2 separate regions of the Homo sapiens genome follow, and region 1 is linked to region 2. A link is a loop called in an ENCODE intact Hi-C map of the cell type or tissue named here. Cell type or tissue: natural killer cell. All regions are shown on one strand. Links, peaks and the distances in the headings refer to the core of each region. The heading gives the core; the rest is flanking DNA.

Region 1 (15,634 bases), core at 4,139-12,138, 160 kb before region 2:
AACAGAGAATGAGTTAAATGAATGCTTTATTAACCAGTGTTGGTTCAAATCAATAAGTCACAGAATGCCCAGTTTCATTCATATCCGTCAACGCATCGTTACATCCATATGGAGGTACAGAAAGGAAGGACAGTAGGTGGATGATGTTGTGGGGATCTCCTACCCCTCCTGAGTTCCTATTACATCTATTATAATCACAATCCTACACTTATTTCTTGAGTAAACAAATACGGAGATTTTTTAAATATGCTGCTTTATCCTAACTTGGTAAAACCCCTATATACAATTACCTAAAACTAGGGGGAGAATTTAAATACAGCTTTCAAAGCAATTTAGCAATTGTGTATGAAATGGACACACAACATGTCTGCCGCTATTCTAAACATTGTAAGGCTGAAGAAATAAGACACTCCTCCAAAAAGAACATCTAGGGATCTTATCTGGATGATGAAATAGATGTACGTGAAGCACACAAACAACATTACATGTTCTAGGAGGTGCAGTAAGATGAAGCATCATAAGTGATGAAAGTGATCCACCGCAGATTTAAAGTATGGACCCTGGAATTGGCTTCCCTGAATTCCAATCTCAGTTCATTTTATTATTGGCTGTGTTTAAAGAAACTTAGGCAAGTTACCTAACCTCTTTATGCCTCAGTTTCCTCATCCAGAAAGTGGTGAAACTAATATGTTTCATAAATTGTATATAATATGCTTACAAGAGTGTCTTAATACACAGATGAAGCTCAATAAACAATTACTTTTATTACTATCAAATGTCAAGAAAACTAGTTTAGAGACTACATGTGATACTTAGAAAATCTTTATTGCCAGGGTTGGACCAGGCTTTTGAGAGAAAGTGCCTTTTAGAAATGGCAGGGTGGGCTGAGAGTGGTGGCTCACGTCTGTAATCCCAGCACTTTGGGAGGCCAAGGTGGGAGATCATGAGGTCAAGAGATCGAGACCATCCTGGCCAACATGGTGAAACCCTGTCTCTACAAAAAATACAAAAACTAGCTGGGCATGGTGGCGCGTGCCTATAGTCCCAGCTACTCAGGAGGCTGAGGCAGGAGAATCGCTTGAACCCAGGAAGCGGAGGCTGCAGTGAGCTGAGATTGTGCCACTGCACTCCAGCCTGGTGACAGAGTGAGACTCCATTTCAAAAAAAAAAAAAAAAAAAAGGGCCGCGCACTGTGGCTCACGCCTGTAATCTTAGAACTTTGGGAGGCCGAGGCGGGCAGATTACGAGGTCAGGAGATCGAGACCATCCTGAATAACATGGTGAAACCCTGTCTCTCCTAAAAATACAAAAAATTAGCCAGGCATGGTGTCATGTGCCTGTATTCCCAGCTATTCGGAAGGCTGAGTCAGGAGAATCACTTGAACCTGGGAGGCAGAGGTTGCAGTGAGCCAAGATTGCGCCACTGCACTCCAGCCTGGGTGACAGAGTGAGACTCGGTCTCCAAAAAAAAAAAAAAAGAAAAGAAAAGAAATGGCAGGGTGAGATATTCAAATAAAACTTTCAGTTTGCCTTTTACAAAAGACTGAGGATTATTTATCCCAACAAATGCAAAATCATTTCCATAAAGAGTAGAAAATATAAGTGGTAGGAAGAAATATATCAGCTGATTATTTTCTTTAAAACAAGAATCTCAGATCACTCATTTGACATTTCTCTTCAGAGTTTGAAAAGTTCATGACAGCTCACAGCTGATGATGGTGGCAATCTTAAGGATACAGAAAGCTCATTCCTCATGCAGGGAAGAAGAAAATATTCTAAAGAAGAGATAAGCATATTCCATGAAATCAAAAAAGGTAGGAAAACAATATTTATTCATTAACTCCTTCACTCACTCAACGAACATATATTTAGTGCCTACTATGTGTTAGGCATGGTACCAGAATCTGGAATCCAAAATTTAAAAAGTCTCTGTCCTGAAGAGTTTACAAGACAGGGCAGTAAGTAAGTGATCAAAATACCGTATGATAGCAATTAGTACAAGGCATGGAGCTGAGCCTGGATAGTAAAGCAGAGGCCATGTGAATGAGTTTTGTCTTTATTCTGATACAAATGTGAATCCATTGAAAGATTTAAACAAAGAGAATGCCATCTAACTAGTTTCATTCTTAAAAGATCATACTTGTTGTATAGTGAGAACAAATTGAATGGTGAATCAGAGCTGAGATTTTGTTATTTTTATAACTACAAAATCTTGTATAGTTTTCTACACCTATAAAGTACAATGAGTTCACACCCTCTTAAATCTATGTAGCTGTGTGTCCCTCCATGCTATTATTCATCTAGCAGTCTGCCTTCTGCTCCCACTCATTTCCCTACAATGAGTAACAGAACTGCAAGTAGACAAAGAAGGATGGAGAATGAACTTGGCTTCTCTCTTTCAAATGGAAGCTAGCAGAAAAGCTCAGGAACTCACACCTTGAGGAGAGGGTAATATGCAGTGGTTAATAACATAGGATATTGATTTAAAAACCAGTGTTGTCCATTGCTCATTCTATGACCTTAGGCAAACTTGTCAATATTTCTGCTCTTAATATCTTTACTTTATGATGGTAATAAAGTTATTTCTATCTTTTATTTGTCAGACTCAGCTAACTACTATAAGAAATAAATCAAATCTCAGAGGCTTAACACAATAAAAATGTATTTCTGGTTCAAGTTAAGAAAAGGCATTAACTAAAACAATAAGATAAGTTATTATAATATAAAATAGCAGGATAAAAACATTACATAGATAACTTACTATTTTATATACATAAACAATGATTATTTAGGAGATGTAATAACAGAAAAACCCTCATTTATAATAACAACAAAGAACATGAAACACTTAAATAAACTTAAAAGGAAATGTGCAAAAACTGTATGAGGAAAGCATTTCTGAAAGACATAAAACACTGAAGAAGAGCCAAGAAAACACTTAAAAAGAAAAACTAGAAGGAAGAACTAGCCCTATCACACATTAAAACATACTATAAAGTCTTCATAATTAAGAGTGTAGGATGCAGGTGCATGACTAGGCAAACGAACTGATAGAATAAATTAGAAAGCCCAGAAATTGACTCAAGTACATATGGAAATTTAGTATATGATAAGTGACATCACAAAATTGCTGGGGCAAGAAAATTTTAATAGATGGTTCTGGGACAACTGGATAGGTATTGGGAATGAAATAAGTTTAGATCCATATCTCACACCATATACAAGCATAAAGACCCAATGAAAAAGAGATATAATATAAATGTAAAAAAAAATTTTTTTTTAAATAGCAGAAGAAAACATGGGTGAATTTCTATTTAACGTTGGTATAGGGAAAGATTTTCTAACCATGACTCAAAATCCAGAGGCAATTAAAAAAAAAAGATTGACGAGTGGCCACATAAAAATAAAAATTTTAATGCATGGCAAAAACACCATAAACAAAGTCAAACAACAAACAAACTTTAAAAAAATGCTTGCAACATTAATCTTTCTATAATAAAGTATATATTCTGCTAATATATTAAAAACTCCTAAAATTGAAAGAGAAGGGATTTTAAAAAAATATTGAACTAGATAAAGAAACAAGAGTAGATAATTCACAAAAAGATATATAAAAAACCTTGTAAGATAGCAAAAAATGTTTAATATCATTCATAACTAGTGAAATACAAATTAAAACTTTATAGGAATATTATTTTTCACTTATCAGATTGGCAAAAAAATTAAAAATATGGCAGTCATCTGTAGGGAAAGAGATACCCTCACACATTGCTGGTGACAATGTCAAGTGGTACAAGCTTTATAGAGGGAAATTTGGTAATGCCTAAGAAACTACACATACACTTATTTTTTAATTCAGCAATTCCACTTCTAGGAATTTACCCAGAAGATACACCTCCGATAAGGCAAAAATATATTTGCACAGGGTTATTAATTGTGACATTGTTGTTATTGCAAAATATTGGAAACAATGTAAATATCTGAACACAAGAGAGTAGTTAAACAAATTGTGTACCTCTACAGGCTCTAAGAGAAAATAAAATAGAAAAGGATTCCTGTGAACCTATTTGGATTGTTTTTCAGAACACAATCCAAATAGGTTTTTCTTAAGTGAAAAAGAAAAAAGACAAAGTGCAAAAGAATATCTATTATGTGTCAACTTCTATGAAAGAGAGACCAAAAAAAAAAGAAAAAGAAAAAGAAAGAAAACCACAAAAAGGTTAACCCAGGAACTAAGATTGCTTATATACAGGGATAACAGGAAGGAGTTGGGGTGCAGGGGATGATGGGGGTGGGAAAGGAACACTTCTCTGAGTATAACTCTTTCTACAGTTCTGACTTTTAGAAACCATGGTAATGTTTCATTACCAAAAATATAAATAAATGACTAAAATCAAGCAGGGTGAAGGGAGAACCCAAAATTCAATACAAACAATAACAAATGAGCCTAACTCAATTACAAACCACACTGAAGGGGATGAGGAAGAAAAGAATGAACTGAAGACAACTTTGAAATCCAATGTATTATTATATACATGTATTATTAATACAATGTACATATTATATACTCTAAGACCAAAGACCAACAGGAATGTACACAAACATTTTACATTAGTTTGCAAGCTCCCCAGCCCCAAAGAGGCATTGGTTAGTAATTATAAACCCAGTTAATGTTTATTTTAGGATTGTGCAAATAAGTAAATAATATTTGGATAACAAGAGGGAGATTTCTTACTTTTAGAGAAATGAGTTACTAGTAAGGAAAGGAGGAAGGCTAGAATTAACACTGTAATACTGGACTGAAATCAAATGTATTGGTATGAACTGATGGTGATAGATAGATGATAGATAATAGATAATAGATAAGATAGATAGATAGATATAAATAGGAATCAAATGTATGAACTCGTGGTGATAGATAAATGATAGATAGATAATAGATGATACAGAGATAGAGACTTAGATTATGTGTATGTACACATGTTTATTATAAACAGATTTTTATCTAGCTTTGTCTGATGAGAGGGCCTAAAAGTAATGACACCAGTAGCAATGAACACAAAGAGCACCTAGATCTTGCTTTCTAGATGACATTATTTAATAAAAGAAACCAAGGATCCTTGAGAAATGACTGAGCTCATGGCTGGGGCAGGGAAAGTACTGTGTAAGATTATCCTGGAACATCTTGTGCCAGAAAGAAAAGAAGCAGTAAGAACAAAATGGTGGACACATGTTGAAAGGACACAGAAGCCAACTTGAAGGGGCCCCCAGTGGTCAATTGTGAGCCAATTTGAAGAACAAAGTAAATTATGGTAATAATGGAGTATAGCATATAGAATAAAATAAGTATTCATGACTGCATACTGATATACTTCAATAATGAAATAACTAGCAAATGGGAGAGAAGGGAAAGCTCTTCTTTACAGTAGAATTATAATTAACGAGTGTCAAATAAATTATTAAAGTAAAAAAAATCACTAGTTGGCGATGAGTGGGGCAATATATAAGAAACAGGATATTTACATAGTCCTAAAGTCTCTCTCTACGAAGTCCTTATTAAATACAAAAGTAAAAACAGTTCCTTTACAGTGGAGCAGTCTGGCAGACACTACCTTAACCAAGTGTTGAAGGCTAACATCACCAATAATAAGAAGTATTCAACAAAAAGGACCCATGATATATGTACTGAGAAGCCCACAATATCGCTTCTGTGGTAGTCTTACTAAATATGTATAAGCTGAATTTAATCATTATTACCTTAATCATAATCTGGATCTTGGCTATAAAATAGGCATTAATGTGATAATTGGCAAATGTTGAATAAGGTCTGGGGTTAGTTAATAGCATAATATCAATGTTAGTTTCTTGATTTTGAAAATTATACTGTGGTAAAGTAAAATATTAACACTGGGAGAAGTTTGGTAAAAGGTATATGGGAGTTCTGTGTACTGGCAACTTTTTTTAGTCTGAAATTATTTCAAAATAAAAAGGTAATAAAAATATTAAAAAGAAAGAAAAGGTATTTAAAAACATTTCTACCTATGATTACAAAACTTCATTTTAAAAGAGATGACTTAACACCCTCTCAAAATATATTTTCTTCTCAAAATAAAAATGTTGGCCACATGCAGTGACTCATGCCTGTAATCTCAGCATTTTGGGAGGCTAAGGTCAGAGGATGGAGAATAGCTTGAGGCCAGGAGTTCAAGACCAGCCTGGACAACATAGTGAGACCCTATCTCTATAGAAATAAAAATAAAAAACTAACCAGGCATCGTGGTGCACACCTGTAAGTCCCAGATTTGAGAAGGCTGAGATGGGTGGATTGCTTGAGCCCAGGAGTTTCAGACTGCAGTGAGCTGTGATTGCACTAACGCACTCCAGACTAGGCCACGGAACAAGGCCTTGTCTCTTAAAAAAAAAAGTTAAATACTTTCTTAAAAAATACACATGGAAAAACATATTTATTCCATAAATTCTCCCCCAGATCAATATGTTCCTTTGCTCTGACCCATTGTTTTATTTTTTTCTGCTATTGTTCATATTTTCAGAGGATATGACCTGGGTAATGAAGTAATTTTTTTATAAATTAATCCTAGTTATAATTTTACCTCAGTGAATTTGAGCATCTTAGAGTCGAATTTTATGTACAGATATATGTTTTTCTAGGCAACAGATTTAGAGAACTTCATTTCTATTCAAAAAGCCTAGGTATAAAGGCCTGGCATCCTTACTCTATAAAGGATAGGCCTATTTTATAGACCACAAGACTCATCACTACTCAATAGTTACCTCACACTCCTAGTGTCAAACCAGAGCACACACATACACACACATATATACTTGCACATACATACAAACACACATATAATGTATACATATGTGTGTGTATATATACATTTTCAATAACTTGCTAATCATGATGAATGCTGTCTTAACTTTTTTTTCAAACAAAAGTCCTCACATACTTGTTACTGAACCAACCTAGTGCAGGGCACAGAAACAAAGATAAAACATTTTTTCATTAAAACATGTCCCACAGTACAGATAGTGGCAACGTTTCCAAGTTGATATGGTAAGATGCCAGTGACCCCAGTACAGCATGAATCTGAGTGCCATCTCATGTGCAAGTCCTTACAGACCCAGCTGAGTCTTCTCCAATGTCTCCTCTTGGAGTCGTAGGTGCTCTTATTACCAGTTTTCATCTGATTCCACTAGGGAATGGGATGATTTTGCTTTTGTTTCTTGGCCAGAAATCGCTTGATACTGAAAACCTTGCGAGCAGACATAGTGAGGAATGGAGTCAACCGCATACACCACAATGGCAGAGAAAGGGAGAGACCCGTCTTGTTTTATTTTAATGAAATATTTTGCTTTGGAGAATTCAAAGAAAAATATAGGAGGTCACCTGATTTTACCACCAGAGGGCATAAGACATTAAGAAGTAGGGCAAACAATGTCCACTTGCTCGTGAGATTCTCTGATTTCATGGTTTGAAATCTCTAGGTGGCTATTTCAAAAAATGAACTCAAACCCTAACCTGAACCAGAACACAGACCTAAAAACAAAGGTTTAATATTCTGCTACTGAAACATACCAGGAGGGAAAGCAGTTCACAGCATGCACTGAGGGCCACAGACAAATAAGCTACCTGCAAATGAGGATAGGAAAAGGTTAGGATGGAAAAGCTATCTTTTAAAAATCCTCAACCATGTTCTCAAAAATGTAATTTATTTACATGTGTTAATTATATTATTGATTTAGGTTAAACATTGAAATAAGTTGGCAGTGTTAAATTTGATGTTTCCTCTCCCGGTAATGTTTGAGAAAAATATTACCTGGTTAATGCAATCTTTATCTAGCAAAACAGGGGTGAGCTGGTCTAGAATCAATGAGACCAAGGTCTTGAGTTCAAATTGTGCGTGAGTCAGTGAACCTCTCTCTAAAACAGGGCCAAGCCCTCCTCCTAAACCGGCAAATGCACATGGTAGGTCATGGGGGGAGTGGCGAGAGAGCACACACGTGCATAGCACACACCCAGCACTGCCCTGGAGAACTCGAAATCAAACTGCACATTCTGTTGATGTTGTGTCAATGGACTCTCCCCATAAATAGTATTTGGCTCTCAGAGTCAGATAATTTAAATTTCTCCTATTCCTCTCACCACCCTCCCCTCAACTCCCACCTTTTACATTTCTATGTTCTTCCCCACGTAAGCCCCTTACCCTTTTAAAAATCTTTGATAGGGTGCATACATGGAAAAGGGGGTGGATTACTTATTTTAATGATTTAAAAATTATTTTAATTCTGCCAACAGTTTTCCAAAGTAGAAGCAACTTGGATGGGCAGGAGATTTTAATCTTAGACATAGACCCAACTGGTCTATCTCTATTCTCTGCATGAGATGGCACCTTACCCATTACAAGGATATCATTTCCCGCCTGCTCCCTTGCTTAAAAGTCTCTGGAGCTCATTTCATAGATGAGGACTTTTGAGGGAAACTGCATCTTTTTTGGAATTAACATGATATTACTATATCCAAAGGAGCCTTCCTGGGTTTGAGGATAATCAGGACTGATGCTGCATTTGTGCAGCAGAAAGTATCAGTGAGCCACATGCTGTCATGTGCTGCGTTCAAGTCTCTCTAAGTAGGTAAAAGTAAACTGGAGAACTGAGATAATCATCTTGACAATTTAGTCAAAATACTCTATATTTATTCTAGATATAAGGACTAAGAGCGTGTGTTATTTAGTATGTTGCTTTACACTTCTAAAATACTTGAGATAATTGCAATGTTTCTTTTACTTTTTAATAATAGTACTAGATATAATTGCATTACATAAATGTTCTGTTATCTTAAAATTGCTAGAGTCCATTTCTGACTAAAATATCTCATTATTTCATTTCTACTTCCTCACCTCTAGCTTTTTAATCAGTCTTTTATTGTCAGATTTCATTTTCCTCTTTAGAAATGGGTGAGGTGGAGCCCCAGTTGTGTTTAACGGGTATATGAAAACCATCTTTTGAATCTTCCTATCCAGGCTGTTCTTATTGTTGTGATACCTTTGGGAACACAAATGGAGTTGAGTGAGTCCCAGAGGAAAAGCCTACCTAGAACCTACTCAACCTGAGTTCATAGTTCATAGAAGCTAATCATATTCCCCCCTTTTTTTTTTTTTTTGCATTGAGCACCTGATTAACCTCCATGAGTCCACACTAGAAGTGACACTGAGAAAGAGCACATCTTCTCATCTCCCATGTGTCCCTCAAGGGTCCCTCATCACCTTCCCTTCCTGAACTCAGGTCAGATGGATTTCCTCCTTTCCCAAGCTTCAATGCCTCCCTTGCGCTAAAGCTTACAGAATCCGTATTAGGCCGGGCGTGGTGGCTCACGCCTGTAATCCCAGCACTTTGGGAGGCCAAGGCGGGTGGATCACGAGGTCAGGAGATCGAGACCATCTTGGCTAACACGGCAAAACCCCGTCTCTACTAAAAAAATTAGCCGGGCATGGTAGCGGGTGTCTGTAGTCCTAGCTACCCGGGAGGCTGAGGCAGGAGAATGACGTGAACCTGGGAGGCGGAGCTTGCAGTGAACCGAGATCGCCCCACTGCACTCCAGCCTGGGTGAGAGTGAGACTCCGTCTCCAAAAAAAAAAAAAAAAGAATCCGTATTAATTTGGCCACTATCCGAGGCTATGTTGGTTTGTATGTGGCAACAGTTTGTAAGCTTTGCTGACATTCAAAAACAGGACACTTGGGTATACTGGATAAAGCCCTGCCCTAGGGATCTGGATTGCAGTTGAAGCCATGCCCCCTCACACCTGAGTGGGCTTGGGTATGCACCTGGGGTAGTAGGGATAAAAACTTCAAATACTACTTCAAATATTTGAAGAAAATGCAGCTTCTCTGTTTTCTGTCATAGATCTACTCTTCCTCATAAACATCTACCTCACTGGGTACCAATGCATGGACAGCACTCTTTTATACTTGTCAATATTCAGTACTAAAGTCTCTTGTCTTTTAAATGGGCTCCCCCATGATGCATTTACTTTTGCATCTTCCCAGCTTCCTCTCTCTCCCCAGAGGATCTTCCAAGCTTCCTCAGGATCTTCCAAGCTTCCTCTGGATCTTCCCAGATTCCTCTCTTCCCAATGCTGGATCTTCCCAGCTTGCTCTCTCTCCCCAGAGGCTGGGGCTGATATAATCGTGTGGTAGCAAGGGAAAGGCATGTCAGAGCCCTCTGGATCCTCCGTGCATGGCCTGGTCCCCTCCCAGCTGATGTGTCACTCAGTCCACATGGGTCTTTGGAACATTTTTCTGGCACACCCTCTGGTTCTGACCATTTGCCCCTGGTTGTGCCTTCCTTCTCTACAGCCTCTGTGCATCTTCAGGCCTCTGCCAATTCCCTGGGCTTCTTAACACCAATACGTCTGCTTGTCAAGGCTCAAAGAACTTTTCAGAACCCATAGGATCAAGACTGTCACTACTATCTCACCTCACACATTAACAAAGAGTCTTCCAATACGGTCTTTTTTCCCCAAGTGCTCCAAACAGTGATGGGGAAAAATTGGACTCTTCTCTGGACTTTTCTTAGCGGGATGCATATACTAAAAACCTGCCTCTCCAATTCTCTTTTCTGTCTCCTTTTTTGCAGTCCACTGGCACAGAAGGATAAACATCCCACTTCTTTCTAACACCTGTAAGGGACCTCTTTTTTATATCCTCTACATATCCTCTTTTCATATCCTTTCTGAGGTGACATTTATAGTCTCCTAAAGCAATCATGGTGGACAAGGTGCAAAGACAGAAATCTAGTTCACCCACAAAGCAAGATGTATCTGGAGAAATTCCAAAAATATTATCCCTCTTGCACCTAATTTTTCTAATTCTCAGTTTCCTCAGAAAAATTAAAGGGGGAGCGGGTAATAATGCCTGCACCTACTCTCCAGAGGGAAGATCTCTGTGTCCCTCTTGAAACCAATTTGAGTTAAAACTGCAGGAAGTAGAATTTCTCCAGATGCATTTATTCCTTAGAGGGTTTACACCCTCAGAAGGCCTATACTGACAGACAATCCTGTCTGCTGACTTAGCCACGATACAGCATGTAGAAATGCGCACACACATGCATGCACACGTGCATACACATGCACACACACAGAGCCATTCTCCCCTTACACCCACCTCTTTGGAAATGTCCTCCAATCTGTGTTAGGCTCAAACAGCAAAAAAACCCAAAAACGAAACCAAATCAAAACAATGATCCTTAAAGTCTCAATATAATTACAAATCCAATATGTTAACTTTTCTTAAATGATTCAAAAATCCTAAGAACAGACCACAATTATTTATGTATTTATTCAATAACTTGTCCTGGATGCTTGAATACCTCAGTAATCAAAATAGATCATGACCCTTGCCCTTATACTTGACAGGATGGGAAAGAGTGGGAAGAAGGGAGGCAGATACTAAGCAATATGCTAAATAAATAAGTAAATAATAATGTACATTAGAAGCAGAGGATGGAATAACAGAAATAGTAGAATACACAGGTTGAAAGCATTTATTATTATACCTTTGTTTCTCATATTTAAAGTAATTCATTTATTCATGTTTCTCTAGTTATTATACCTTCCCAGGGTTAAAATAACCTTTAACCTCCAAGAAATGGAATATTATCTCAGACCAGCTAAGACTGCAGATTACGGGTTACTGATCAATGAATTCTTAGGGCCTGGGGCCTGCTTGAAACTTCCGGAGGGATTCAAACTTAATCCAGTAACCATCTCTCTGCCTTTTTCCCTTCCTTCCCTTCTTCCTTTCCACTTTTTAGCGTAAAACGCTGGAGGAGAAGTCAGTAGCAAGCAGCTAAGACAACATGGTACATGTGGTGAGTACATAAGAGATTTGGTTTGTCACACACTAAGGAATTTGATTTTTACCCAACAGGTGATCAAAGGACAAAAGTGACAAGGTGGTTTTAAGAAATGTCTCAGGAAACTAATCAGCAGAGTAAATTTACAAGATAATTTTCAAAAAAATTCCGAATTTATTTATGCTATCAACCTTGTATAAAGAATTCTAGAAAAAAGTTAAAGAAGGAAATTTTTATGTATAAAACATTGAAAAACAAATTCCAGATTTTTTTATAAGCTGAGATTAATGAGTCAAATTCTAATGAAACCATCAGTATTTAGCCATCTCCCTCACTCATGAAGGAAGGGATCAGACATACCCATTGCGCTATTGTCTGGGAAGAATTCTAAGACAGCCCCATGATCTCTGCCCGGGTGTTTCATCCATAATTAGGTTACATTATAGGTGAAAGTGAAGGGATTTGGCAAATATAATTAAGGCCTCAAATCAGTTGAAAAGTTCATCAAAAAGGAAGATTATACTTGCTGGATCTGACTTAATTAGCTGGAAGCCTTTTTAAAGAGGGTTTGGATTTCACTGAGTCAGAAAGAGATTCTCCTGCTGGCACTGAAAGAACAGGCTGCCATTGGTTCTGCAGCTGCAAGGAAATGAATTTTGCCATTAAGCATGTGTGCTTGGAAGAAGACTTTGAAACTCACATGAGACCCTAGTCCCAGCTGATCCCTTGACGGCAGCTTTGTGAGACCATGACCTGAGGACCCAGTTAGGCCAAGCCTAGACTCCTGACCCATGGAAACTGTGAAATAATAAAAGCATGTTGTTTCAAGATTCTAAAATAGTGATAACTTGTTACAAAGCAATAGAAAAGGAATATACCCTTAGAATGATTTTTTAAAATCACATGGAAGAGTGCTTATCTATAAAAACAGTCAGTGTGTGTAGTAAAGGCACAGAGCCTAAAGCCAGACTACATGGGTTCATGTCCCAACACCACCCCTCCTTGTTGTGTGACCTTGGGCATGTTCCCCTGTGCTTCCATGCCTCCATTTCCACATTATGAAACGAAGATAAACACAGGACTCCATTCATAGGATTATTTTGAGAATTAAAGGACTTCAGTTATGCAAAGTCCCTAGAAGGGCAACTGGCACACAGTAAGCACTCTATGAATCATTAACTATCCTTATATGATGCAGCTCTACTAATTGTCAGTGGAGCTAGATATATCAAAGACTTTCTTCATATACCCCCTTGACAATTAAGAATGTCATCCTAATATAAACACTCAAGGCATTTGAAGAGATCAAATTTATCACTGTGTTGAGTTTCAATAATCTATTTTAGTCAGAAAAAATAAATAATGGATGAAATGATGCAAGAAATACAATCTCAATTTTAAACTGAAAAAATAGCTGGTGGAGACCTAATCATTCCTGAGAGTTTCTTAATGCCCTCTCTCCCCTAAGATTCAAATATCAGTCACAGTTTCAAAGTAATCACTATAATACATGAACAGCTGATGAAATCTCATGTTGTAATTGCCACATGTTATTTTCAAGGAATTGCACAATGCAAAACCTCTATATTTACACAATAAAATAGAAGGAAAATACTTTTGGGAAGGCTACTTAGCCATGACAGATAGATAGAAAGACAGAAGAATAGGAGGCAGAGATAGAGAAAGACAGAGGAAGGGAGAGATGGAAGAAAGAAGGAAATAGATGACTTGGTGCCCTCACGATGAGATGATACATCTTGAATCCCCTGGGTCAAATGGAATCTTAAATAAATAAGTGAAGCTTCTTCTGAAGCAATATAAATTGTTGAGCTATAGCTTCTTTAAAAAATCAGGCAAACTAAAAATGGAAAACCATTGTCTTAAGATATCCAACTAGAATTTAGCTAGGAAAAGGAAAAAGTCAATTGTGATATGAAGTTCAATACTGCTAAAGACTAGCTACCTCAGAATTGCAAGGGGGATCTTTTAAAAATTAGAGATACAGCCAGGCGCAGTGGCTCATGCCTGTAATCCCAGCACTTTGAGAGGCCGAGGCAGGCGGATCATGAGGTCAGGAGATCGAGACCATCCTGGCTAACACGGTGAAACCCCATCTCCACTAAAAATGCAAAAAATTAACCAGGCATGGTGGTGGGCGCCTGTAGTCCCAGCTACTCGGGAGGCTGAGGCAGGAGAATGGCGTGAACCCAGGAGGCAGAGGTTGCAGTGAGCCAAGACCACGCCACTGCACTCCAGCCTGGGCGACAGCACGAGACACCATCTCAAAAAAAAAAAAAATATGTAGAGATACATAGTCTTTATCCCAGAGATTCTAATCTAGGAGTTCTGGAGTTCACAGCAGGAAACTGAATTTTTAAAAAGCTCTTTATTAGTTAAGGTAAGTTTTAGAAAGAATCAAATTCCAAGGTGTCAGTAGATTAGCACAATAGAAATTAATTTCTTGTTCGTAGGATGGCTCATGGTGAGGTTGGTAGGAGGCTTCTCCACATGCAGTCATTCAGTGACCCAGACTATTTCCATCAGTGGCTCTCCCATATGCTAGGGTTTCATAGTCATCCGCATCCACCAAGTAGAAGGGGAAACAGCATGGAGGAGCACTATGGGAACTTGTAATGGACCAGACTGAAAGTAGCATGAATTTTCTTTTTTCCTCTCATTCTGTTAAGGAGATCTCAGTCACAGGGTGACAGCTACCTACAAGGGAGGAAGGGAAATACCATCCAGCTGGTGTTCCAATAAGAAGAGGCAGTAGATTTCAGTGAACAGGATGAGTGTCTGCTACAAGCACTCCATGTGATTTTATGTACAACTGGTGCATGATTGAAAGTTCACAGTTGAAAATACAACTTTTGAGTCCAAATAATCTAAATTCCAAACTTGGCCATTTGACAGCTATGTGATCTTAGGCAAAATATCTCCCCTCCTTGTGCCTTGGTTTCTTCAGTTATTCATCTTTTAAGTAAAGATTAAAAACATCCTACATTGTAAGGTTCTTGTGAGACTGAAATAAGACAATATGTTTAAAATAATTAGAACCATAACTGGCACTTAATAGTAACACATATTTTACTTAAACTGTATTGTCTAGGAATCAAGGTGTTCTGCTATTTGAGATAAGAACTCAGATGCATCAGTATCAGAATATATATTTTGTCCCAGCTGAATTATTACATTGGAACAGTTTTTTGTTTTTGTTTTGTTTTGTTTTTTGAGACAGTCTCGCTCTGTTGCCCAGGCTGGAGTGCAGTGACACAATCTTGGCTCACTGCAACTTCTGCATCCCAGTTCAAGCAATTCTCCTGCCTCAGCCTCCTGAGTAGCTGGGACTACAGGCGCCCGCCACCACGCCCAGCTAATTTTTTGTATTTTTAGTAGAGACGGGATTTCACTGTGTTAGCCAGGGTGGTCTCGATCTCTTGGCCTCGTGATCCACCCACCTCAGTCTCCCAAAGTGCTGGCATTATAGGCGTGAGTCATTGTGCCTGGCCTGGAACAGTTTTTAAAGGTAGAATTTTAACACACCAGAAGTTGGTTTCTTGCTCTCATAAAAGTTCCTGGGCAACTGGGCAGCTCTCCTCCATGCAGTCATTCCGAGATCTTGTCTTTTTCCATCTGGTGGCTCCCCAATCCCTAGGCTTTATCATCATCTCATCCAGTGTGTAGAGATACACCAGGGAAGCAGTACTCACTGTGGTCAGAGCTAAGAATTCAGTGCTGCAGTATTAAAATATTTGAAGCCCA
Region 2 (16,691 bases), core at 3,894-11,893:
GGATGTGACTTCATTTCCATTTCACTTCACTGGTAAGCAAAGTCACAAGCCCCCGCCCAGTATTTAGGGGAGGACCATACCCTCATCTTTAAGTTGGGGGAGTGTCAGTCACATTACAAGAAGAGCATGGGGATGGGGTGAATATATATGTGTGATTACTTTTGGAAATTTCACCTGTTGCAAGTTAAATATGGGGAATTCTGAGTCATCAAGAATTTTAGACCTCACCAGTCTGTGACTCTGAAATAATCTCAGAGTGACTTTTTCGTATTTATATTTTGAAAAAATATTGCAGGCTGGGCGCCTTCAAATCCCAGCACTTTGGGAGGCCAAGGTGGGTGAATCACTGAAGTCCAGGAGTTCAAGACCAGCCTGGGCAAGATGGTGAAACCACATCTCTACAAAAAGTACAAAAATAAAAAATTAGCTGGGCATGGTGGCCCATGCCTGTGGTCCCAGCTACTCGGGAGGCTGAGGTGGGAGGATGGCTTGAGCCCAGGAGGCGGAGGTTGCAGTGAGCCGTGATTGCACGAACTGCACTCTAGCCTGGGTGACAGAGTCAAATCCTGTCTTAAAAGAAAGAACAAGATTGCAAACTTACAGAAGAGTTGGAAAAGCTTTATATTTCCTGAATCATCTCAGAGTAAGTGGCTATCCTGATGCCCCTTCACCTCTGAATACATTCATGTGCACTACCTACCCACAAAGACATGTCCTGCTTAACCATGATACAAACCTCAAAATCAGGAAGTTTAAATTGATATATTACTACTCTCTCATCTTCAGACCTCATTCAAGTTCACCAGTTGTTCTAAAAATGATTTCTACTGCACAAGGATTCAGTTTAGAAACTTGCATTGCATTTAGCCATCATGTCTCTATAATTCATTTCAGAACAAAACTGTTCTTCAGTCCTTAGTCTTTCCTTAACTTATACAACTTTGATACTTTGAAGACTACAGACAAGATATTTTGTAGAATGCTTCTTAGTTTGCATTTGTATGTTTTCTCATGACTAGAATAGGTTATGCATCTTTCACAGAGATATCACAAAAGGTGTGCTATGTTCGTTTTCTTGCAACCTATCAGGTAGGATACCCTTTTCATTTATCTCATTACTAAGGATGTTCACTTTTATTCCTTGATTAAGATGGTATCTGCTAAGCTTCTCTACCATAAAATTACTCCTTTCCAATTTGTAATTAATAAATATTTTGTAGGGAGATATTTTGCAATGATGTGGCTATACCATTCCTCATCAAACTTTTGGTGTATTCATTTATATCAATATATACTCATGGTTTCCTATTATATTCAATAGGTCATAATACATTACTATCACTATTTATTTTGATGCTCAAATTTTCTCATATTTCACTAGTGGGAGTCCCTTCAAGCTGGTTTCTGTTCCTTTTAACATGTTTCCATCATCCTCTGAATACTTCTTTTTTTTCTAGCACTTCATGTACTTTCACTACCCCTGTTCTGGGATCAGCCAATTCTCCAAGGAGTTCTGGTTCATTCTAGCAAAGAATGGTATTTAGAAGTCAAGATATGGGTGATCAGTGTTCTCATTGTTATCGAGATGTTACTACTCCCAGGCCCCCTCAATGGACAGAGTTAGGGTGAACTAATATTTCTATCTATTATTTATTTCTATATCTACCTCTATATATTGAAGAGCATAAGTTAATACTGATACATCTAATTCTATTTCAATATCATAGGGTTTATTCTAATTTTCTCCTTTTCTGTACTGTACCTTCCTTCAATAGTGAGGAAAACTGGCTCCCATTATCTTTAATATAATTACTTAATTAATTTCCCATCTGCACTAATATGTCTTCCCCTATGCAGATGCCATTCTTACTTCACTCTAACACTCATGCTGGGCCATCCCAGGACACAGATGTCCTCCTCACCTTGCCTGGACTCTGACACCCTACTCCAGGCCATTCTTCCACATGGGCACCTCCTTGCTAGGCTAAGGTTCAGAGGACCCATGTCAGGCTGCCGCACTGTGATAGACTGCATAATGGACCCCCAAAGATGTCCACATCCTAGTCCCCTGAATCTGGGACTGTTGCTTTATATGGCAAAAAAAAACAAACAAACAAAAAAAAAAAAAAAAACTTCTCAGTTAAAAATCTTAAGAAGGAGGAGACAGTATCCTGAATTATTCAAGAGGTCTTAATGTAATCACGAGGGTCCTTATAAGAGGAAATCGGGAGTATCAGAGTCAGAAAGAATGAGAGAGCCTGGAAGATACTCTTCTGCTGGCTTTTAAAAAGGAAGAGGCCACTAGCTGAGGAATGAGAGTGGCCTCTAGCAGTTGGAAAAGTCAAGGAAACAGATTGTCTCCTAAAGTCTCCAGAAGGAACAAGCCCTGCCGATGCCTTGATTTTAGCCCACTGAGCCTAGTTTTGGATTTCTGCCCTCCATGATGATAAGATAATAAACGTGGGTTTTTTTTTTCAGCAACTAAGTTTGTTGTCACTTATTACCAAAGCAATAGGAAACTAATATGCTCACCCACCTCTTCAAGGACCTTCTCCTCATTCTGCTCAGGTTCTGACACCTTCCACACCAGGTTTCCTCCCTACACACTGTGCCTGGAATTTGGCTGCCCATAGTGGGCAATTACAGATGTCTACCTTACTCTGATGCACTTAATTGATTTAGAATAATATTGTTCAAATGGGAAGGAGAGAAGAATGAAGAGAACAGGATAAGAAAGAACAGGAAAATCCATTGACATTTCATGCTCAAGTTTTAATCACCAAAAATTGCCCCACCAGCAAGCATATGCCAGCAATTTCTGAAAGTCACTAAGGGTGAAAGCTATACGATAAGGGCTCTCCCACTGCAAGCCCAGGCTGCTGTCCCAGCTGCTTATAAGATTTGGGAGATACCTGCCCCTGCTGGCATTGGGAGAGGAATCAGCCCCCAAGGTGTCTTAGTCTAAAGCATGGTCCATCCCTCCTACAAGCTCCATCACACTTCTGAAACTAGGTGTGTTCATAAGAGAAGAAACATACAACATAGAGAATAATTGACAACCACTGCATAGGCCAGTCTCAACTCAAGTTCTCTTAAAGGATCTTCTCCCTGTCTCATTCCCTGCTATAATCACAGCACCTAATACAGTTTATATCTCTTCATGTCTCACAGTCTGGCCAAACTGAGATCAACCTCAGAGAGAGGGAATGTTTTATCCAGCCCTAGATTAAAATTTATCTCCTGGGGCTTCATTACACATGGTATGATTAATCACTGCTCAAGATGATCGATGGTGGGAATTTCCAATCCCTTCCCCAGAAGTATGGTCTAGAACTGTGGTCCAGGCAAGACAGCTTCACAGTAGCCCTTCATCTGTTTATACATCAAAGTCTGCATCAATGAATCTTAATTCAAACAAGAGTGGAGACACCAGTAGCAGATCATATTAGCTGTAGTTGTGCCAAAATTAACCAAATTTACTTCCAATCTTGCTTCATCAAAGATTCAAAAGTTTTAGCATCAGATCTCACCCACTGTCACTTAGTTACCCAATAATCAAAATAATGACCCCTGATTATTGTCAATGACTCAAATGATCCTTTGTGTGATCTATTTCACATAATCCTACTGTTGCTGTTGGAGGTTTATGTGAAATTGTTGAGAAGGAAGCCCCAGATGTCTAACCCTCTCTATCCTTGACATTCATGATCTTGCCACCACTACACGTTCCACAGCTGGTAGAACTAATCTCACTATATCCATTATCTTGTTTATGTCGGTAATCATAAGAAGTCTCAGACTCACAACACATCCCTATGCACGTTCCCTTTTATGACAACCTCTCTTACTTTGTCTCACTGGGTCTTCTGGAATTTACAGCCCAGAACTAACCAAATCCATCATATCCTCAACTTCCTCCTTCTCAAAAGATAAACTGGCCCTCCCCTAAGGACATTGCTTCCCCTGAATTCCTCTCAAGTGTGGCTGATTTTCTCTTCCGTCTTCTGGGCCCAGCACACTGGTCTGCTGGTTCTTCTACCACTCCAGGAAAATCTCTTCAGAGCCTTTGCAAGGATATACCTTTTGCCTGGAATTCAAATAGCTACCTCTCTTACTTCTTAAAGCGCTTCCTCAAATGGCATCTCCTCAATAAGGCCACATATAATTACCCTTTTAAACCTCTAGCCCTCCCACTCCACCATACATAGGACTCCTAATTTCCCTGTCCTGCTCTCCTTTAACTATTTTTCCATGACACCAATCACCTTAGAGAATGCCATGCAATAGACTTACATATTATGTATTTTGTTCATTGTTTATCTGTCCCTTGCTTAATTTCAAATTCCCCAGGGGCAGGGATCCTTGGCTGTTTTGCTTGAGTAAGGTATCTCAAGGTCTACAACAGCACCAGGCATGTAGTAGGTACTCCAGTAAATATTTCTTGAGTGAAAGAATCAATTCGTACCACAATATTATGAGGAACACACAATTATTTTTCTTTTTCAGACAATAAAGCTGAAACTTAGACAATATACATAATGTATTAAAGGTCACACTACTTGTAATGGAATAACTTGGATTCCAATCCAAGCCTTCTCCCTAGAGCTTACACCCACTACTCCACCCCCACTGGTGTTTGCCAGCATTGGATGAGGGAGAGGAAGATTCTGAAATGAAGGAGGAAATAGGAAGGTGGAGAAGGGGCTAGAAATAAATCTCTGTGTGCCAAGCTAAGCAGTTTAAACTACATTCCATAGCAGAACCTCTGAATTGAATAGTGACATAATTAAATCTGTATCTTAGAAAGATAATTCAAAGAGCTGCTAACTGGAAAAGCGAAAGCCAACAAAATGCTAGTGGAAAGAAATACCACATTTAATGGAACCAAATGCAACTCTAAAATTTCCACAGCTAAGAAGACTCCCCTCCCTACTAATTCATTAATAGGTAGTTCTTTCACTCCAGGTCTCACTTAGAAAAAGTCCAACACAGCATAAGTAGTTGTGAACTTACACTTTATTCATATATATTAGATATTGATAATTTTAACAAATGAGTTACTTTCCATTTGGGTACAGTCACAGTTGTCAACAATATTTGGAAGCACCAGGCATGAAATCTCCTGAGATGCTATGTTTTCATCAGGGTCACCTGACACATTCAAGTTCTGTCTGACATGCCATTAAAGCACTGGCTCAGATTGCAGGCATATTTTCAAACCGGCAGTAACTGGATAGTATCACTTCACTTATAAGTGTTCATTGTATCATCAAGTGAAATAAACACACAACCCATGGGATCTTGCTTAGGTTGGCTGCCTAGTTGGCCCCTGAGATAAAGCCTTGTAATCACATAGCCTTGCCTAATTAGTCAGAAAACAAAGGATTAAGTGAGACAGTCACAGGATATAGGAATTATAAATAATACATATATTAATAGATATTCATTTTCATTACACAAAAGTTGCTATTATAAATACTTATTTGATTGATGAGTCTAAAAATATATTCCCCATATAAATAATGTTAAATATTAATAAATAGATTTAGATTTAAAATTCAAATATTGCAGGCAGGACAACCATTACTGGGATGCTCTTCGACCTCGAAACAGCATCTGACTCCTTTTTCGCTTCCCTGTTTTAGCTGCTGGCGACAGTTCAGCCATCACTTGGATGAGTTCATGTATTGCTTTGCGTTGGACATTCAAGTCAGTTACCTATCGGGAAAGAAAAGAGCAAAATTAATTTCAGGCATATAAGCCATCAGGATATTCTGCTAATGTCATGATGGTCAGTGAAAATAAAAGTATTCCTTTAAAAAATGGACCGTATTACCTTAATATACAATATTTACTTCTTCAGCAGTTGAAGCTAAAAATTACAATTACATTTCTAGTTGTGCTATAATGTGGTGGAGTCCATCACATATCTTTAAATCTACTTCTATAGAATTCTTGAAATTATATAGTGAAAAGACTCCTGGTTGTGGAGTCAGCATAAAAAGGTGGGTTTGAATCTCATGCATGCAATAATTCTGACCTTGAGCCAGCTACTTAACCTCTCTGAACTTCTATTTTCTCATCTAAAGGAGGATGAGACTGTTTCTATGACCTCTCTATCATCAATCTACCAATTATATCACTTTATACTTCAGTCTTTCCTGTATGCATCAAATGAGTAACTATAGGTCAATGATTCTCACTGTTGTGCATAGCAGATTAATCCGGAAACCTGTCAAAGACCTCAGAGATCCAGGTGCATGAAGTGGAAGGACTGTGCCCTGTGCATTCACTAAGCTCCCCAGGTGATTCTGACATCCACCTAAGTTTGAGAACCACTGATCTAGGTTAGGTACCCTAGAAAACACCAAATCCAAAACGAGTGAAAACTGTAATTTTTAATTTCTCCCAGATTAGGTCAGTCTCTCAATTTCCATAATAGATTTTAAAATAAACACCCCCAATCATATTTATATATGGCTTACTGATATATAAAGTTTAAAATTAAGAATTGCAACAACTTTTCCAGTACCCTGCCTTCTAGGCAAGCAAATTGAACTACTTGCATCTCCTCACTCTAACCAATAGGGCCATTTAGATGATGCTTCATAAAATGTGGACCATTTACCTTCCTCTTGGCTCTGCCATTACATTTTTTCTAATCTTGGGAACACTATGGCTACTCACCACATTTCTGAGGATGGCTGGGGGATTACAGCTAAAGACTAATTGTCAAAGGGCATAACATGCATAAAATAGCTTAGCAACTGAGCCAAAGAGAATAATAATTAATAGAGCTCACTCAAGATTGCCCATCAAGAAACAGGAGGTTTGTAGCTTCCAGAAGGAAGAAACCACAGATTTTTTTTCATTTTTTTAAGGCCCAGTTCCTGCAGAGTAGAAAAAATTTTCGACAAGCTGTGTGTTTGCAAGTGACAGATTTTACTTTCCAATGTTCAAATCATCACCAAGAAACTAAGAGACTTATCCAGGACTGAACAGTAAGCCAGGGGCACCACTGGATTAGAAACAAGTGCTGAGTGTCTAGTTTATAACCAAAGGAGACCTGTTGCCATGTCTCTCCTTTCTGTTTCTGGGGGCTTACATGAGAGGAGTGAGAGGCAGGCCCAGCAATAGTGAAAGCTGAGCACATATCCTAAGAACACAAATGCTAGCTTGAAGACCCTGGTCCCTCTCATTTGAGCCCATTTATATCAAAGTCAACCCCAAAGGAATCTAGAGGCCTTTGTCTTCTAGAAAACATTTTGAAAAACATGATTTGTCTTTATGCCTCAACGTTATCTTTCTGTTTATAGAAGCCATAACTTAAAGATACAAGTTCATGAGGTAAGACTTAGGAGTCTAAGGAGTTCTCCAGCTGAGATATTCTGAAAGTTGATAGAGAGTTGATAGAACAATCTTTTCATAAGGTATAAATTCTATCTATTTTTCCCTAAAAACAAACAAACAGCAACCATTCTTGCTTCTAATTGGGCAGTACAATCTGATAGGTTGGCTAGAGACTTGCAGTGGGGTGTCCCTGGTACCTATTCAAAGACTGTAGCTTTCTTCTATCTCATTCTCATTTTCTATTCTTTGCATTGTAGAGTTTTGGAGCAAAGAAGGTCATCAAACTTATACAGTGAGCCTAACAGTTTCCTTTTAAGATGAGGAAACTGAGCCCCAGCCAGCCATGTGATTCATCACAGTTCCTTGGTGGCTGAGTTGGGAGGAGAACACACATCTTCTCAGCTCCTCCCACTGCTCTTTCCATTAAGACAGACAGCCTCTCATTCAAAGTAAGAGAATTTCCATCATATGAGCAAGGGACAATGAGAGAACTGCTTCTCAGTACTCCCCGCTTCTTCCTCACCTACTTCCTCTTCACTGGATTTGTCAACTCACCTGTCTTTACGCAATAGTTACAATGCCAGCATTTCTCTACATTACATACTTCAGCGATTCTCTTACTGGCTTTGCAAAGTCACCCAAACACGAATGGAAATAGTAAGGTAGAGTTTCAGCCATGAGTTGAGTTCATAGCTTTAGCAACTGTTAAATAGCTAATGTCTACTTTCTGGAGAATAAATGCTTTGCAAGACCCTCGGCAATGAAACCAAAGAAAGAATTTAAATAGCCTCACCGAATAATTAGTCAGCTTTTCGAAGTCATCTCGTTTCTTTTTGTTGCTATTGAAAAACTTGACATTCATGTCTTCCTTGATGGTCTCCACACTCTTTTGGATGCTCTGGTCATCTTTAAAGTTTTTAAAAAGTTTGAAGTAAAAGGAGACAATTTGGCTCTGCATTATTTTTCTGTCACTCTCCTTGGAAGGAAAGAGCACAAACAGAGGATGATGTGAATTTATCCATCAGAAAGCAAGCAACAGGAAAATTAGCCAAATGGGAATATTCAGCTTACCTCTTTCCAATTCTTCAAAATGCCTAAGAAAAGAGTTCCATTATCCGCTACATCTGAATGACCTGCATTCTAAAAAAAAAAAAAGAAAAAATTGGTTTACAATTAGCCCATAAATTGCCTTAAAAATATATTTCAAGTTTCATTGAACTCAGATGTGACAATATTCACTGATTTCCTTTTCAACTCTTCTGCTTAGTTCTAACAATAAGTATTCCCAAAAGGCTTATGTGAGATATAGACAAAGACTATTATGTTCTTTTAGCTTTTTTATTTCCCAATATAACCATTAAATTGCAATGTCACAAATGAGCTCAACAAAGCTGATACTCCAAAGGTCCCAAAAACTATAGTAAGCTAAAGAAAGTATTTTCAAGCTAGGCTAAAAAATACAAAAACAAAAAACAGCAAAGCCACCCCACTATAAAATACTGCCCCCCAATGGTACAGGTTTCTATTACATCTACTGTGCCTTCCTGTAGGGTATTATTATACGAGCTTTAAAAGATAGTTCCAAACATGTGCGAGTGTGTGTGTGTGTGTGTGTGTGTGTGTGATTTGATTTTGTGTTGTAAGAATAAAATCAATTGTGAATGTCTGAATATTATTATGACAGCTATAATTATAACAGCTAAGTTTTAAACAAATAATGAAATATTTAAAATGTAAAAACTTTTCATTAACCATCAATAAAATTTTAAAAGAAACTCAAAAAATTCACTTAAAATTTTTAAACATTCCTTAGCCAGAATCATAATTCTTCCAAAATCCCAGTGAGCAACGAAGTTCCGGAATACTTCACAAGTAATATAGATAGAGAAGCAGAATGTTGAAATCACTTTTTGGAGAAAATCACCTATCAGTTATTTTTTTAAGCCAAAGCTTTAAGGACCTTTTTGACTTTAATTTGTAAACATTTCCTATTACCTTTTTAATGCTAATCTTGACCTTAGAGTCTGAGAAGTCAAAAACTAATAACCAATCATTTTTTTCAATCTGCATACTCCTTGACTATCACAACTGAATGAGTTCCCACCACAAAATTATTAACATCATTATGCTTCATACCCATATTATGCCCATCTTTTGGAAAATTCATAAATCCCTTTTAAGTCTCTATACAAACTGAGCAGAAGGTTAAAACAATATCTAGATTATTTAGTCAAGGAACTCATCTAGTCAATAATTAACAAAATAACACCAAATCTCAAAATGACTGCCTACAAGAGATGACAGCCTATCAGAGATGCTACAGCAAGTCGATATTCAGTCATTTTCAACCACAAACAAGTACTATTAAAAAGTCATACTTACAAAATATTTCTTAAGGTTTTCTGCTTCTTTTACATATGGGTCCTGGCAGTAACAGCCAAGAGAACCCAAAACGATGCAGAGCTGAAAAGCCAAGATATAACTTGTATATTTCATCGTTTCCGAGAGAATTAAGCCAAAGAAGTTGAAATCAGTAGTTCTTGTATCAAGCTGATCAGGTCCAAAGGACTTAACTGATCTTTCTCTTCTAATAGCTGATCTTCAGATGATCAGAACAATGTGCTGCACCTCCTCTGGCTGCTGGTATTTATACCTAATTGAAGTCTCCTGAGGATTACGTATTTTCACAAGTTTTTTAAGATGAGATGGTGACAGATAGGCAGGGATGATAGTTTGTATTAATAACTAAGGTTTTGTGGCATTTGGGTGTTGTAGTTAGAGTTTCCTTTAGACTCCTTGGGTCCTTTGACGATGAGACAGACCCATTATGCCCACCTGTGCCATTCTGGTGGGATTCTTTGAAGGCACTTTTACTTCACACCATTCAAGGACTGGAAATTTTTTTGTACCTCCCCACTTCGCCCTGGTAAAATGTTGACTCTTCATTCACAAAGCACATTGATCATTTGCTTGTGGTTGGGAACAAGTGAAAAACGAAATTCTAGGGCCTCTCAAACCTTTACAAAGGGGCAGCCTTTTAAAATTTTTCTTGCAAATGACCAGAAAGCAAGGAAAGAATGCGGTTAAAAGAACAATTTGGTGAGGAAGTCCTTCATCAGAGTTGGTTAGTAAAATATCTACCACAAGTTTCAAATTGCTCTAGATCAGCACTGCCCAGTAGAAATACAATACAAGCCACACAGGTAAATTTAAATGATCTAGTAGCCTCATTAATAAAAGTTTTTTTAAAAGGTAAATATAATTTTAAAATATATTGTATTTAAACCAATATATCCCAAATAGTACTTCAGTATGCATCAATATACTACATTGTTAATAAGGTATTTGACATTCTTTTTGTCATATTAAATCCTTGAAATACAGTGTAGAGAATATTCCCAGGGGGAGTTCCAGACGCAGTGGCTCACACCTGTAATCCCAGCACTTTGGGAGGTTGAGGCGGGTGGATCACAAGGTCAGGAGTTTGAGACCAGCCTAGCCAATATGGTGAAACCCCATCTCTACTAAAAATACAAAAAAATTAGCCAGGCATGGTGGTGTATGCCTGTAATCTCAGCTACTAGGGAGGCTGAGGCAGGAGAATGGCTTGAACCCAGAAGGTGGAGGTTGCAGTGAGCCGAGATCGCGCCACTACACTCCAGCCTAGGTGACAGAGTAAGATTCCGTCTCAAAAAAAAAAAAAGAAAAAAAGAAAAAAGGAAAGAAATACAGTGTATATTTTAAGCCTACGGTGCATCTCAATTTGGTCTAGTCGTATTTCAAACGCTTAATGGGCACATACTGCTAGGTGCTACTATATTGAACAGCATAGCTCTAAACAATTTATTGTTCCAAATAATCAGTACTAACAGAGAATCTTTTTAACTTTTTATTTCTTTGTCTTTCAGATACAAAAAAAAATAGGATTCTTTCTCCTCCTTTGTAATTTATTTATGAAGTACAACACTTTGGGATGGCACAAAAAGCCCTCCACTCTTTGGTTCAAACCCACTTTGCATTTCTACCTGTACTGTGTACATAACAGTATTGCAGTTATGGGGCAAACTTGATTCCTGACTCCTCTACTATCTAGCTATATGATTGTGAGTTAGCTTCTTAAATCTTCTATGACTCAGTCTCCTTACCTGTAAAACTGGCTTGATAATAGTATCTTCTTCCATGCTTCAGTTGAAAATTAAATCAGGTAATCCTCATAAAGTGCTAGGAATTTTTCCTGGCATATAGTAATCACTAATAAAAGTTTATTATTATTTTGGCACATTGGATGACTAGTCATTTCTTTTTTTTTTTTTTTTTTTTTGAGACGGAGTCTTGCTCTGTCACCCAGGCTGGAGTGCAGTGGCGCAATCTCGGCTCACTGCAAGCTCTGCCTCCCGGATTCACGCCATTCTCCCGCCTCAGCCTCCCGAGTAGCTGGGACTACAGGCACTCGCCACGCCCGGCTAATTTTTTTTTTTTTTTTTTTTTTTGTGCTATTTTTAGTACAGACGGGGTTTCACTGTGTTAATCAGGATGGTCTCGATCTCCTGACCTCGTGATCCGCCCGCCTTGGCCTCCCAAAGTGCTGGGATTACAGGCGTGAGCCACCGCACCCGGCCTAGTCATTTCTTTAAAAAAAAAAAAAAAAAGTACCCTGGACCTTTGCTCATGCTGTTTCTTTGGTCTTGAGTTCTTTTTCCCCTCATTTGTGCCCCTGAGAGTAGTAGCCATCCATCCAAGCCCGGCTTAAAAATTACCATCTCCCTGAGTTTTTCCAAAATTATCCTCCTTAAAATTAATCTTAGATTCTCTATACAAGTCTTGGTTTATACTTTTCTAAGAGTTCTGATTCCTCAATCTTGATTGAAGATAGCTATTCGCGTGTCTTCTGCCATGTTAGATTGAGTTTCTGAAAATCAGAAATTGTTTCATTGCTTTTATGATGGCTTTCTCTTCCCTAAAATATTTTAGCATGGAGATTTGCTCATAAAGAGCACTGAATAAATGTAAATTCGAATGCTTGCCTAAGGCTCTCTTTTGAGTTATTTGCCCTCAAATTCTAATTCCGATGTTATCAGGCCTAACCTGTAAGAAACTAGTTTTTAATTAAATAATATTTATGATTAATGTTAGAAACATGATGCTGTGTCTCTTTAGCCAACACTTGCTGACTGCGACAATTTCGTGTATTCTTTTATGTGGGAAAAAAAAGCCAGAAAGCTCTTTGAGGGGCGATCTTCCCAAAGAATAAATAAGATCAAAACATTTATGTGGAACCAAACCTCATGTTAAGCAAGTGAAGAATGTAAAAATTACATTGTTGCATACAAAGCTCTACTGTTGCTCTGCTCAAGAAAAATTACGTCCAGAGAACGTGCTTGCAGGTGGCACAGGGATTTGGGTCAGAGCCTGAGACACTTTGCAGGTTCTCAATACCTTCCAATGCCCAACCTCTGAGTCACTGGAAGGAATGTTCCCAACTGTCTGGAAATAAGTAAAAATTAGTTCTGCCTGGTCCTTGATTGCTCCACTGGAATGTAGTACTAGGATTGAGGAGTTAAGAATAGTGGGATCCATAAGAGGGAATGATATACTGCCTAGCCACTTGTAAATTGAGAATGCCTATTCAAAATAACAGATTATATTAAGAATATGTTTACAGTGTGGCAACTGTTTACAAAGAGTAATTACACGGCTAAAATCCAAGCTCTAATAACTCTTGATGGCATGGCCAAGCACAGAATTATGGAATTATAGATTATCTATGGTCAACCCCTTACCTTTTAGATTTGTAAATCCAGACCCAGAAAGACAAGTGATGTGCTTAAATTCATTCAACTGGCTAATGCAGAACTGAGTCTAAATCCAAGATCTTCCCAAAGAGGATGGAACCCTTAGTCAATCCATCCCCCAATCTATCAATATCCATTGAGATGATTGCATGTACCTCTACGTTAGATATGTGAATTCAAATAACTACACCCTATCAGGCTTTAGTTTCTGAGATTTTTTCTTCTGTAGAATTTGTGAGATAGTAATCACACTTTAATTCCTTAAAACATAGTAAGACTGCAAGTATAATTTGAAATTGTTTCTGAAATATATTTTTGAAATTTTTGCCTAGACATCCCAGCCAACCTGACTTCATGGACATGCAACCTGTGCAGTCTGACAGGACCCTGAACTTAGAACAGCCCACACTTGGTTTAATGCTCTGTTGTCACTTCCTTGAAATTTCTAATAACTCTTCAAACAAAGGACACACATTTTCGTTTTGCACTTGTTTCCACAAATTATGCAGCTGGTCCTGCATTCCAGACTGGCAGTGAAACATCTGCTATTAGATTTTCATCTTTCAACATATGATTCTTTTGTTCAGAACATTATCACTACAATAAGTATATACGTTTGTGATCTTTTCCTGTCTTGTCAACTTTGCAAACAAAGAAATTTCTCTCTCTTTTCTGCCTGTAAAACACCTTTTGTTGCACATGCAAACTAGAGGTTTCACACTTTGTTGGTTTGGCCAGTTCTGAGACTGCAGAATAAGTCACCATCAAGATATACTTTAAAAGTTTTGCAAAGCCATCAGGAGCCAAGGTGTGACCATATTACTAAAACAGAGGGGCTGAAAACTTTCTTTTTTCTTTTCAACTAGACTTTTTTTCTGAAAACTGGCTATGGTTATACATGACACATCAGCAACATTTCAATCATATCTCATGCTATCCTCAGTCTTAACTGAGTAGGTAGTCAGTAAGCCAAAACTTACACCTTGGTTTCCCTTTTCCTCTGTCATCAGCAGTCACATCCTAGCACTCACAACCAAATTATCTCATCCAGACTTTGGCGTAGATTTCTTCCACTCAATATGAGTCAATATTGGATCCATGCCCCCACGCTATTTTGACTTCCGGAACTCCTGACATCATGCAAGCCAAACCTACGGAAGAAGCATGACATACAGAATAGAAGTCCACACGGAGTCAGATTTTCCCCGCAATTTGACTCATAAAATCCCGTAAGTTAGAGGAAGATTTTTCTGAATCCCCCCTTTTCTTTTGTGCCTTCTGGCCATTTTTGAGGAGTGGTTCAAAGAATATAGAAGGTATGCTACTTACACAGTACAATCATCAGATTACAATATTCTTAATTTTATATCAGATGGGATTGTGTATTGATAATCCAGAGATTCATGGTCCTGCTTTGAAGGTTGTATTTTTGTTCCACAAGGAATTTTAATGCACCAAGTGCCAAATACTTCGATTGATATGGGGTTTCCAAAGAAGGATGAAAAGTTCTATTGTGAAAATGTTGGTTTATATCCCAATTTCAATTAATTAATATGTGCTTATTGAATTGAATGCCTACTAGATATCCATAGCTTTAGGGGTTACAAAGAAGTTAGCAGTGAGACAATCCGGTAGGAGCATATGTCACCACATTGGAAGCTAGGATTGATTCCTGTTCTTGTTGCTGAATAGGTAGAATAGGTATCCATATTCCCCACCTTTTCTCCATGTACATCCTCTCCAGGTGGTTCATATCGTTAAGAGGACTTATTATTGGTCAGAGGGAAATACACACATTGACATATGTATTGTGTTTCCTCCTCCTATACCCAAGGCAGACGTCACTAATCAGTCACGGCATTCCTTTCTATTAAATCCAGATATCACTGCTGAATCCTTCTCAACACTGAAATCCAGATAGATACTGACTTATTTATATTTCATTGCTTATTTTCCCTATTAGGGCAAAGGTTTACTTGTTGTTATGCCTCTTAGATCCTCCATATGGGTTCATTCAACTTACAAAGAAGTAAAAGGCATAATCTCTTCCTCCAAGAAAATTAGTATTGGGGGAAAACGTAACAATCCATGAAGTAATATAAGGGAAAGAACTTTGGCCTAAGAGAAAGGAGTCCCAAATTCTGGTCCTGTGTCTGCAAGTGATGTGAGATTTTGAACAAAGCCTTTACCCATGCCTCATATTTAACCACATCATCTTTAAAATGAAGACTTAACTCTAAATGAACTCTAAGTTTCCTTCTATTCTTAATATCCTACATTTCTATGATTGTGATTTATGAGGAATATAAGACATTACTAAGGACTAAGGTTGCAAGAAGTAAAGACTCCAACAGACTTAGAAATTCAGAGAAATCAGCCAAGTGCAGTGGCTCATGCCTGTAATCCCAGCAGTTTTGGAGGCCAAGGCAGGCAGATCACCTGAGGTCAGGAGTTCGAGACCAGCCTGGCCAACATGGTGAAACCTCATCTCTACTAAAAATACAAACCCCATCTCTACTAAAAATACTAATCTCATCCCTACTAAAAATACAAAAATTAGCCGGGCATAGTGGCGTGTACCTGTAATCCCAGCTATTCAGGAGGCTGAGGCAGGAGAATCACTTGAACCCAGGAGGCGGAGGTTGCAGTGAGCCGAGACTGCACCACTGCACTCCAGCCTGGGTGACAGAGCAAGACTCTGTCTAAAACAAACGAACAAACAAAAAAAAGAAAAGAAAGAAATTCAGAAAAAATCATTGTCTGAATGGTGGAAAAGTTGGGAAATTTTACCCATCACTTGAGTTTTTAATTTAATTTGAATTTGAGCTTTGAATTGGATTGAATTTTTAAACATACATACAATTTGTAGGAATAATACTTCACAGCTTGTACTTAAACCTTCAGGTCATGTGCTTTTTTACCCCAGTGATCTCAAGAAATGAGTTGTCCTCAGGGTAGCCCCTGAAATGGCAATGGCATGAGGCTTTGAAAACTTGTATATTTTTCCAATGGAAACTTACTCCTGTATCTCTCATGATAAAAGTTCTATACAGCAGACTGGCAGGTTCACGTTCTCTCCTATGCTACCTGGCAGAGGAATTCTGAGTCCATGATGAGCCAATAGATAAGTTTCTTTTCTCACCAGTGTTTAACCTGTCATTATTACCATGTCACCAATCCCTGAACCAATTTAAGAAGTATCAGAATTAAATTCCCATCCATTGATTTTTCAAATGGAAATATTTTTTAATGGTTGTAAAATTATGTGGGATCTTTTAAATAAAAAAAAAAACAGAAAATACAGAACAGCATAAGAAAAGAAAAAAATCACCTATGATTTCACTTTCCACAGGTAAATATAGTTAGCTTTTGGAGACAAAGTATTTCATTATTTTTTTCTACCTACATAACACAGTGCCTGGCACAAAATTTTTTCCCAATAAACTTCTGTGGATTAACGAAATATGAGCCAAAGTGATTTAATGATTAAGTTCAAAGGCTCCGGAGTCAGGCTGTGTGTGTTCAATCATGACTTTGCTCCTTACTGTC

The links. Peaks named below come from ENCODE experiments on the same cell type or tissue, not always from the same donor. Only the 100,000 strongest peaks of a DNase experiment are listed, where the experiment ranks them.
Region 1: a loop joins it to region 2, with 15 times the contacts of the local background. A loop is called at or near these places in 6 of 110 quality-filtered maps.

What each region holds. Positions count from the first base shown.
Region 1 is chr12:67,994,260-68,009,893 of GRCh38, forward strand. IFNG-AS1 (IFNG regulatory antisense RNA 1) reads left to right here. Exons shown (of 4, transcript NR_104125.3): 2 at 1,682-1,814; 3 at 11,831-11,887. It also overlaps the pseudogene RPL39P28. Among named protein-coding and RNA genes, the nearest start is that of IFNG-AS1, 13 kb to the left of the region's middle. In natural killer cell, for the core only: no CTCF peak of the experiment used is centred there; a DNase peak (open chromatin) is centred at 7,442.
Region 2 is chr12:68,149,770-68,166,460 of GRCh38, forward strand. It overlaps IFNG (interferon gamma), which reads right to left and starts at 9,971. Exons shown (of 4, transcript NM_000619.3): 1 at 9,733-9,971; 2 at 8,422-8,490; 3 at 8,144-8,326; 4 at 4,999-5,718. The coding sequence starts at 9,846. The coding sequence ends at 5,584. In natural killer cell, for the core only: CTCF peaks have their summits at 8,853 and 9,052; DNase peaks (open chromatin) are centred at 8,882 and 10,062; H3K4me3 peaks cover 2,330 bases; H3K27ac peaks cover 1,494 bases.